2 separate regions of the Homo sapiens genome follow, and region 2 is linked to region 1. A link is an interaction called in ENCODE POLR2A ChIA-PET data of the cell type or tissue named here. Cell type or tissue: GM12878. All regions are shown on one strand. Each heading gives the region's core, and the rest is flanking DNA. Links, peaks and the distances in the headings are about the cores only.

Region 1 (5,000 bases), core at 1-5,000:
AGATAAACCTGAGACCTCCAAGTGTCCTCTCCTTTGTGATGACCTGTGAGCCCCAAGCCCAGGCAGGGGAGTTCATATTCACTCTCCTTTTTCAACGGAGAAGCCCAGGACAGAGGAGCTTCTTCCAGTTCAGACAGCAGGGTTCTAGTTCTGCCCCTCCTCCACAGGACAGCTGCAAAGACCGTCAGAGCACCTCTGAGTTCCTGGCTGGGAATGTATTGTTCCCACCCTCTCTTCCCCAGGAGACAGGTAGTTTGTCTGTCTTCATCCCTCTTTCCAGGCAGGTAGTTTGTCTGTCTCCATCCCTCTTTCCAGGCAGTATCAGGCCACCCTCCTACTGCAGCAGAAGCGGCCCCACCTCCCTGGTAAAGGTTCCCTCAATACCACCAAGACTGCCCTAGTTCAGGGTTCCCAGCCTCCTCACCACCAAAAGGACTTTTTGTTATTTCTATCCTGGGGCTCCAACCAAATATGCTGCATTTGTAAATCATAACAGAGTGGTTTTCTCTTTTTGTGGCCCAAAGACAGCGGAACCTGAACAGCCCACCCAGTGGTCAGACCCAGCTAGCCCAGCCCCACCCAACTGCCCTCCCTTCCCAGGAACCCTGCACTCACTGAGGAGGAGATTGATGAATCCCAGGAGCCCTGAGTCCCAGCAGAGGGACTGGCCCCAGAGCAGGGCCCCATGGCAGGCTGCCTGCTGCTTGTTCAGCTGCAGAAGAAACATAGGAAGAAACGAAGGCAAGAGGGAAGGACAAGTTTGAGCACAGGAGCCCTTCCCCACTTTAAGGGTGGGGCTAGCAAGTTACTACTGGGGAGACAGCCACCAGTCTAGAGAAAGCCATTCAGCTCTTTCATCCCCTCCCAGTCCCTACAGTACCACACACACTCAATAAGTAATTGCAGAAGAAATGAAAGTACAACCTCACTCTGTGATGTTCCTGGCAGTTTGTTAGACTGTCCCGTCCCTGCGGGCACAGCCAGCTTGGTGTTCCCTCCCACACCCTCCCCTGATGCTTCCCTGGGTTCACAGCTCTGCCCCAGGTGGCCCTGGTGACCAGTGTCAGCCTATGGTCAGGCACAGAAGTCACCCTCTTACAGCAAGGCTGGGCTATGCCACTCCTGAGTTCAGTGGCTTTCCTTTGTCACTGCCTTATTTAGTAAATTAAATTTCTTCTTTTTTATTTTTTTGAGACAGGGTCTCACTTTGTCACCCAGACTGGAGTGCAGCGGTGCAACCTTGTCTCACTGCAGCCTCAACCTCCTGGGCCCATCGATCCTCCCGCCTCAGCCCCGCCAAGTAACTGAGGCACCACCACTCCCAGCTAATTTCTGTAGAGATGGGGTTTTGCCATGTGGCCCAGGCTGGTCTTGAACTCCTGAGCTCAAGCAATCCACCTTTCTTGGCCTTCCAAAGTGCTGGAATCACAGGCATGAGCCACCGTGCCCAGCCAGATTTCTGTTTAGATTTTCCAAAAACTTCAACTGTCAGTTGCCTAAGTAAGAAGCTATGGGCAAAAGAACAAAGTTCTCGTGGATAGTGTAAACTCCCCACATCCCCATTGCAAATCCTGGCATTTACCTTTTGCTGGTGGCCATATGGTTTCTCAGTTCCCACTAGTGCTAGTCACCTTTCTATACACTCAGGGTAAGGACAGACCCCCACAGAAGCTGACAGTCTACAGAAAGCCATTCAGCCATGGCTGGATTGAACCATGACTTCCCCTGTAAGTTCCTCCCAGCCCTGCTCCTGCAGGACAGAGAGCTGCATACTCCCTCTGCCACAGCCTCAGCTGCCTTAAACTCTCCACCTCCTGCTGAGCCTCTTCTCTCCAGACCTAGATACACCACAACATCTGTGAGTTCCCCCTTCCGTTACCCTGGGGGAGCAGTATCATTTTCCTAACCCCAAGGCACCGCCTCCTTTTCCCCACCTGGTCTTCCCCGATGGCTGCACAGGCAGAACACCCCGAAGGCTGGAGCTGCAGGCCTGACCCCATGACCACCTCAAGGTAGGTTTCTGGGTATTAAATCCATTTAATGGATGTGAAACCCAAACCTCAGAGGGCTTATGAACCTGTGAAAGGTCACACAGCTAATCAAGGCACAGGGTCTGGACTCCTGACCACAAGCTCAGGACTCATCGCTGACATCACAGCCACTCTCCCATCCCACTGTGTGTCCCCAAGCACGTCACCTTGAGTGCACTCTGTGCTCTCACCCAGAACTGCTCCACAGATTCCCAGGAGAGAAGATATTCAAGACTGGTTTGATTCTCACTCCCCTACCTGGTAATGGGGAAGTTACTGCAAAAGGCAGTCCACAAGTTCTAGAGTTAGAATATCCTTCCTATGTGGAATCAAAATCTGGGCAGCTCATCTGCGCTCACCCTCAGGATCTCAGCGTGACGGGAACCAAGCCTGGCCGGGCTGCTCCCTCAGAGAACTAATTAGAGGAAGGGTCACTGAGTCACCCAGCCCAGAGGGCATCACAGGCAGGAGGGTGGTCCTGTGTCAGGACTCAGGCTGTGGAAGGAGGCAGACATGAAAGTGACAGCAAAGAGGGGAAGCCTGTCTATGGCCAATGAGATCTGATGCCTCCCTGAGATAGACCCAGAGCTGCAGTGAAGTCAATGACCAAGCACCTTCTTGGATCCACTGGGTTTTTTCTTGGAAACCAGGGCAGAACAGAGCCAAGACAGCAGGTGTGGGTGCAGGTGTGAAGGGTTAGACTGGGACGGAAAGAAAGTGGGGGACTATGAGACAGTAAAGTTGGACATTTTCAGAAGCATAGGGAGGCTTCATTGTGTCAAGCCCTGGCCAGGGATCAAACCAAGCTCAGGCAGATCTCTGAGGGCAAGCTGGCACATTCCCTTTATAAACAGGCTCATCCAACACCCATTATGCCCCTGACCTAGGATGCCTTCCTGTACTGCAGGAGATGAAAAGCTCAAAACTACATTTTTCAGACACATTTCAGCTGAGGTCCCACAGGTCATTTCACATACACAGAACTTTTACTGAGACTGAGTTACATGGGGGTGGAGGCAAGGTGCAGGCCATGTTTTGGGCAAGGAAGGCTGGCAGCAATGGCATGGTCACAACCAGCAGCTCCTGACCTCACTCTGTTGCCCAGGCTGGAGTGCAATGATGCAATCTCAGCTCACTGTAACCTCTGCCACCCGGGTTCAAGCAATTCTCCTGCCTCAGTCTCCCAAGTAGCTGGGATTACAGGTGCCCACCAGCAGGCCCAGCTAATTTTTGTATTTTTAGTAGAGACGGGGTTTCACCATGTTAGTCAGGCTAGTCTTGAACTCCTGACTTCAGGTGACCCATCTGCCTCAGCATCCCAAGGTGCTGGGATAATGGGCATGAGCCATCACGCCTAGCCCTGACCTTGCAGTTTTCTTTCTGTCCACGGCACAGGCGGCAGCTCTCTCCACAGCCCAATTCTGCATTGTGGCTCTGGACACCATTTCTGGAATCTCTGGCATGAGTTTGTTTCTTTCATTCTACCAAAAAATCATGGAACTAAAATGTATGTTTTCATAATACATTTTCTCCTAAAGAAAAAAGCTAAAGAGGATGCTGTCGTCTGCCACTAAAAGATGTAATGGAAAACGGAATATGAAATTCTCTATCTGACCTGTGTTGGTATGAAGGCCATAAGGAACTAATATATCTTATGTAATTTATTTACTATAACAAAAAAGAGAAAATGTCAAAAGCCTCACCATTCTTTGTGAGACAATTGGAAACTACCTTCACCTCATGAAGCTGAGCAGCCAGAGAAAAATATTCTGGGGGTCAGGAGCCCCCAAAGGCAGCTGATGAGAGGTCCTATGCTCAGGTCACTGAACTGGGCCCCTGTGTCCGTGGCAATGAGACAGGTGCCTGCCCTGAACTAAGTTCCATGGGGTAAGAATGGGGAGAGTCTGACCCATGGTCACATTGGGGCATGTCACCTGTGAGGGGCACATGGGTATCATTATGATCACTTTCTCATTTTACAGATGAGGAAACTGAGGTTGCAAAGAGATGAGCTGGTAAACCCAAGGTGTGGAAAGTGAGTAACTGGCCAGAGCCAGGCCTCGGACCAGGTCCCTGGCCTCCCAAACCAATGGTCTTTCCAAATTCAAGTCCCCTCTCAGTGAAGTGAGTCTGCCACACTAGGATGACTTCAGACCTTGAGGAGCCACACCAAGGGAGAGGGAGGCCAGGCCTGTCCCAGGCGGCATCTCACCTCCCTCATACCACCCCCAGGAAGAGGAACCAAGGCCTGTGGCTCCATATCCAGAGCCTCTGGGCCCCAAGGCAGCCCTGGACCAACCACAGCCACCTCCGTCTACACTCTGCCAGTCACAAACAGGCCTGCACTGCCTCACGCCCAGCACAGCCCTGCACACATGCTGGCCTGAAAAGCCTCGGTGGTCTCACTGGGGACCCTCATACTCTAAGGTGGAGGTGGCCAGCCCTGCCCTCCTCCCTCGGGGCTCATGGTCTCATTTCACAAGGTGTTTTCATCCTAGTCTTCGCCACCTCAATCATGCCAACTACGTTACCTTTTGAACCTGGGAAAGGCCCCACTGATGGAGAGACAGCTTGGGCCTATGGTAGGGCCAGCTCCCGCCCAACGTCAGTGTGTTGGTGACATTCGCACTCCAACCACAGCAGACAGGTGCCTTTCTGCAGGACTTCCTTTATCTCAAGAGTTCCTTCTCAGTTCTTGGTTTCCAGAATCTCTCTTTCATCCAGCAGAGGAGGAGGACAGGCCACATCACCCAGTCCAACCTCCAAACCCACCAGGGACTCAGGTCACAGCTGCTCCACCCCCCAGGGAAGCCTGTGGTCTCTGCAGATCCCAACTGCAACCCCAGAACGTGCCCACAGACCTTTGAGCCCCCTCTCGATGGGGCACAGAGGAAAGGGAGAGCCCAGCAGGAGCTGTTCACTGGGAAAACAACTCCTCATTTACAGGGGTTAGCCCCATTCCTTATGGAC
Region 2 (5,518 bases), core at 519-5,518, 97 kb after region 1:
GGTGCTGCCTTCCGCTCTCCTTTTCTTTCTGTTCCTTGCTTTAGTTAATGACACCACAATACATCCAATTATACCAAAGCAGGAACCAGGGTGTCAGCCCATGCTGTCTTTTCCCCCACCGCCTATACCCAGTAGGTTGCCAGATCCGATCAGTTTCACCTTCTAAACATTTCCGAAATCTGCTTTCTCCTGGACAACTCTACACTGACTTAGTTTAGGCCCTACAGATAGTCTAATCTTGTCCCTTTCCAATCCATACTCCATATTGATCATTTAACTTAAAACTCTTCAATGGCTCCCCTGAAAGGAAAAAAAAAAATCTCTCTATCCCCCTAGTGATGATAATTTATATGTACTATAATGTCATTTAAAAAGATATAGACATAAAACTAGGTATAAATATATATTTATGGCACATAAAACTATAAAAGCAATGGCAATTTACCAATTAAATAGAAACAAAACTATAAAGCCAATACATTTTAAAATAAAAACATTAATGTATTGTGACAGATGATGTTTGCTGAAACTAATTGCTGCACAAAATGCGATCGTGGAATGGAGAGTTCCAGCTCAGGGTCTCTGGAGTTTGGCACGCTGTGCAATGACTCACTTCTCCCACCACTTTTCTCTATTGGAACTTCTGCTCACCCTTTGTTCATTCAGCCTGCTGGGAGGACATTTGGCCTCCTCCAGGCTCAAACGCATCATTTACATATTAAGTCCTCCTCTGTTCTTTTCTAATTAGCTGAGACAATTAAAGCAGCACTACTTGGTGCCAGCTCATCACAAACACAAAGACGAATGCAGACACTGAAATCATTTGGCAATACAGGTTATAAAGTGCCACCCAGATGATCCAAACCATGATTATCTCATTTGTTTTTTATATTATCATTAAAAGTAAGACACAAAAGTTAACATTTTCCTAGAAAGTCCATGGACTTCAGATGAGACCTAAAGAGCCAGGCCCAAGCTCCCTACAACATGGAATCCAGGAGCTCATCACTGGACCCCACGCACTCACAGACACACTTCTGCAGCCACTTCCCAACACCCGCTTGGCACCCTGGTGGTACCAAATCGCTTGTGTTTCTGTGCTTTGGATGTCTGCTCATCCCTCCGACTGACAGGCCATGCCTGCCGTCTTCTTAGGCTAACTCCTCCTAATCCTTTAGGAGTTTGCTCAGAAGCTCATCTTTTTTTTTTTTTTTTAGACGGAGTCTTGCTCTGTCGCCCAGGCTGGAGTGCAGTGGCGCGATCTCGGCTCACTGCAAGCTCCGCCTCCCGGGTTCACACCATCCTCCTGCCTCAGCTTCCTGAGTAGCTGGGACTACAGGCACCCGCCAACACGCCCAGCTAATTTTTTTGTTTTTGTACTTTTTTTTAGTACAGACGGGGTTTCACCATGTTAGCCAGGATGGTCTCGATCTCCTGACCTCATGATCCGCCCACCTCTGCCTCCCAAAGTGCTGGGATTACAGCGTGAGCCACCACACCCGGCCTAAATATTTCCCGGCCCAGAAGCTCATCTTGACACCACAGGCAGGGTCAACTGCCTTTCCTCTGTGCCTAGCTTTATCATAGCACTGACTGCATCGTGTGCAAATTACCCTGGAATGTAAGCTGCCCCAGGGCAGGGACGAGGCCCTATCAAGCTCTAGATAGGGCCTAGATAGGGTCTGGCATATGGCAACACGCAACAAGGGCTGCTGAACTAAAATCCAGGCTCCATGCTGTACTGGAGAGAAACTCTGACGGTGGCTGGGCTGTAGAACTTGCTTTGATGACCGTCTGTGATCTTAGACATGTCATTTCATCACCTCGAGCCCCAGCTGCCCCAACTATGAAACAGAGATGATACAGATATACTGGTACAGGTGCAAAATCACAAGGAAATTTGATGCAGCATGATTTCAAAAGAAAAATATCGGAAGCGCCTAAATGTCCACCTTTGGTGTGCTGATTAAACAAATAATGGTACATCCATACAACGGAACACTATGCACTGTCAAAAAGAAAGCAGAAGCTTATTATGTACTGATGTGGAATTACCTCTCAAGTTTGTCTTAAAAGAAAAAAGTGGGAGCAGAAGAGTATATGTGGGATTTTACTATTTGTTTAAGAAGGGGGAAAATACATATATAGATTTGTGTTGACTTGATTAGGTACTAAAATGCTTGAAAAGGACCGGGCACGGTGGCTCACGGCTGTAATATCAGCACTTTGGGAGGCCAAGGTGGGTGGATCACTTGAGGTCAGAAGTTCGAGACCAGCCCGGCCAACATAGTGAAACCCCATCTCTACTAAAAATAAAAAAATTAAAAAATTAGCCAGGTGTGGTGGTGCACGCCTGTACTCTCAGCTACTTGGGAAGCTGAGGCAGGAGAATCACTTGAACCCAGGAGGCAGAGGCTGCAGTGAACTGAGATCATGCCACTGTACTCCAGCCTAGGTGACAGAGCAAGACTCCACCTCAAAAATACATACATACATAAATAAATACATAAATAAATAAAATGTTTGAAAAGATAAACAAGAACAATAGAGGTTACCTATTGGGGAGAAGAAAATGGATGATAGAGGACAGAAGAGAAGTAGATTTTTCACTGCATATATTTTATACTTACGATTTTAAAACTACAATACCATATTACTTACATAAAATTTAAAAATTTTAAAGTAAATATTTCCTGCCCACCATTATTACCTCACAAGATCAAGTAGGAAGATCAAGTAAACATTGTAGGCAGGGCATGGGGGCTCACGCCTGTAATCTCAGCACTTTAGGAGGCCAAGATGGGCAGATCACTTGAGGTCAGGAGTTCAAGACCAACCTGGCCAACATGTTGAAACCCCATCTCTACTAAAAATACAAAAATTAGCCAGGCATGGTGGCGTGTACCTGTAATCCCAGCTATTCGAGAGGCTGAGGTGGGAGAAATGCTTCAACCCGGGAGGCAGAGGTTGCAGTGAGCCGAGATCACGCCATTGCACTCCAGCCTGGGCAACAAAGCAACACTGTCTGAAAAAAAAAAAAAAAAGTAAATATTGTAAAAGCATGTACTGTTGTTGGAAGGTGTAAGCAAGAATGACATTTTGTGGTGAAGCTACTGTGTTATACCTGTACTAATAATTATAATGACAAAGATACCTTCCCTTCTCCATCCGCATCTTTCTCCAACACACACCCTCCAGGGGAGCATCAAGCTTCACTATCATTTTACAGAATAAAGGAGACTGAAAGAAGGGAAGTGACAGCTATGTTGACACATGATCTCACACCTGCTTCTAACACAGAGAGTCCCACACATGAACCTTCCCCTAAAGGGCCTTATAATAGCACCCTCTTCAACAAGATCCTGCCTACTTCCTATCCTCCCTTTCCATGCCCCATGCCTACCTTCTCAGGGACCCCCACACAACCAGGGGCTCTGCCACAGATTCTCAAACATCTCCCTTCAATTCCACACATCATTTTCTCATTAGTCTAGTATGCACACTGGGTCTGCTGACCTTTCCTCATCCACCTTGGCATCCTCACAGAAACCTCAAGGCTGCAAAATCCAAATAGCAGCCCAATGGCAGGCTCCACACAGAGATAGCGGGTGCTGACTCTGAGAACTCGAAACAAACCCTGTCATCAGGATGATGGCCTTCTTACTTCTCATCTCTCTTCCTCTTTGTCAAATGTTTCAAAGAAACCAGAACTGGAGGGGACGAATGCTAAGGTTTGCTTCTGGAGAGCAGCCAGGTAATGTGTGCTAACACCCCAGGGATATCTGTAGAAAGGGTCTTCTATATTAAGGAATTCTGCATTCAGTCCTACTCAGTTCAAGGCATGGCTGAAAAGACCCTAATGAAATGATTAAACATATGGACTTTAATGTCACGTATTTATTTATTTATTTTTATTTTTATTTATTTATTTTTTGAGTTGGAGTCTCGCTTTGTCGCCCAGGCTGGAGTGCAATGGCGCAATCTCGGCTCACTGCAACCTCCGCCTCCTGCAAGCAATTCTCCTGCCTTAACCTCCCAAGTAGCTGGGATTACAAGCGCCCACCACCACACCTGGCTAACTTTTGTATTTTTAGTAGAGACAGGGTTTCACCATGTTGGGTAGGCTGGTCTCGAACTCCTGACCTCAGATGATCCACCTGCCTCAGCCTCCCAAAGTGCTGGAATTACAGGCGTGAACCACCGCACCCAGCCAATGTCATGCATTTATTAATTCAACAAGTATTTATGGGGTGTCTACTCAATCCTAGTCACTCTACTAGATAATGGCATGCTGGACCCTGATCTCCCAAAACAGAAATTTTTAAATCCTGATTTAAGGCATTTACCAATTACCATGGTGTAAATACTCCCACCACAGTCAATATCAGTGAATGTAGAACTGGGAAGAGATGTATACAATCGGCCCTTGTGATCCAGTACAAGCTGGCTTTGGCAAACCACTGGACAATGAACAAAATACACATAGACTCTATATTCATGAAATTAAGTATAATAACTAACATTTACTGAGTGTCTACTATATGTCAGATAATATTGTAAGAACTTTATAGATATAAACCATGTAATTATCACAAAACCCCTGGAAGGTATTGTTATCTAACAACAAAAAAACTAAACACATAATCTCAAATTGTGATAAGTGATATGAAGCAAACAAAAAGAGTTGGGGGAGAACACAAAATTGAAATGTTTGCTGATTTTCATGGTGTAAATACTCCCACCATGACCAATTTCAAGCTACCAATGTGACTTCAATTGGTTTGCCAAATTCCACAAAATTTACCATATTGCTCTCATTAGCCAATATGAGCCAGTACAAGCCAGCTCCAACATACTGCTTGGATAGAAGAAGGAGGAGGAAGGGAGAGTGAATTTGGAATGATCACAGGTCTCTCTGGGAGATGGAATTTAAGCAGAGACATGAAAGATGACAAGGAGATAATCTTGTGCAGAACCAGGGAACACCCAGAAAGAGAGGCATGAAATGAGGTTAGAGAGAAAGGCTAGGGCCAGATCATGCAGTGTCCCTTTGACTGTGGGCAGAAGATTGAAATTTATTCCAAATGCATAGAGAGACCTGGGTTTAAATTTCAGTTCCACCGCTTACTATGTGTGTGATTATGGGAAAGTTCTTTAACTTCTTCAAGACTGTTTTCCTCATGGGTGAAATAGGTTTAATACCTGAAATCTATTCTCACTGTGTTATCATAACTAATACATGAGATGTGTATATAATGCCTGCCCAATACTGCAGCTATTATTATTACTAACCCACAATACATAATGCCCATTCGTGTGAGAAAGAGAGAACTAGGGGTAAATGTCTGAGAGCCTGGGAAAATTTGATCCATATGAGGTTGCTCTAGGGTCTCAAACTCAAAGGCCTACAGGGTCAGGCATATCATACCCAATGGAACATGAAAGAGACTAAGGCAAACAGAGAACATGCTATGTTCCAAAGGGAGCAGTTATTACAAAATCCAACAGGTTGTAGTCA

The links. Peaks named below come from ENCODE experiments on the same cell type or tissue, not always from the same donor. Only the 100,000 strongest peaks of a DNase experiment are listed, where the experiment ranks them.
Region 2: POLR2A ChIA-PET joins it to region 1 with 5 read pairs; 6 of 35 experiments call an interaction of 5 or more read pairs at or near these places.

What each region holds. Positions count from the first base shown.
Region 1 is chr1:157,173,859-157,178,858 of GRCh38, reverse strand. All of the region lies in intron 1 of LOC107985211 (a long non-coding RNA gene), which reads right to left. Among named protein-coding and RNA genes, the nearest start is that of ETV3, 38 kb to the right of the region's middle. In GM12878, for the core only: no CTCF peak of the experiment used is centred there; a DNase peak (open chromatin) is centred at 2,018; H3K4me3 peaks cover 1,051 bases; H3K27ac peaks cover 2,349 bases.
Region 2 is chr1:157,077,030-157,082,547 of GRCh38, reverse strand. No RefSeq gene overlaps it. Among named protein-coding and RNA genes, the nearest start is that of ETV3L, 20 kb to the left of the region's middle. In GM12878, for the core only: no CTCF peak of the experiment used is centred there; no DNase peak of the experiment used is centred there.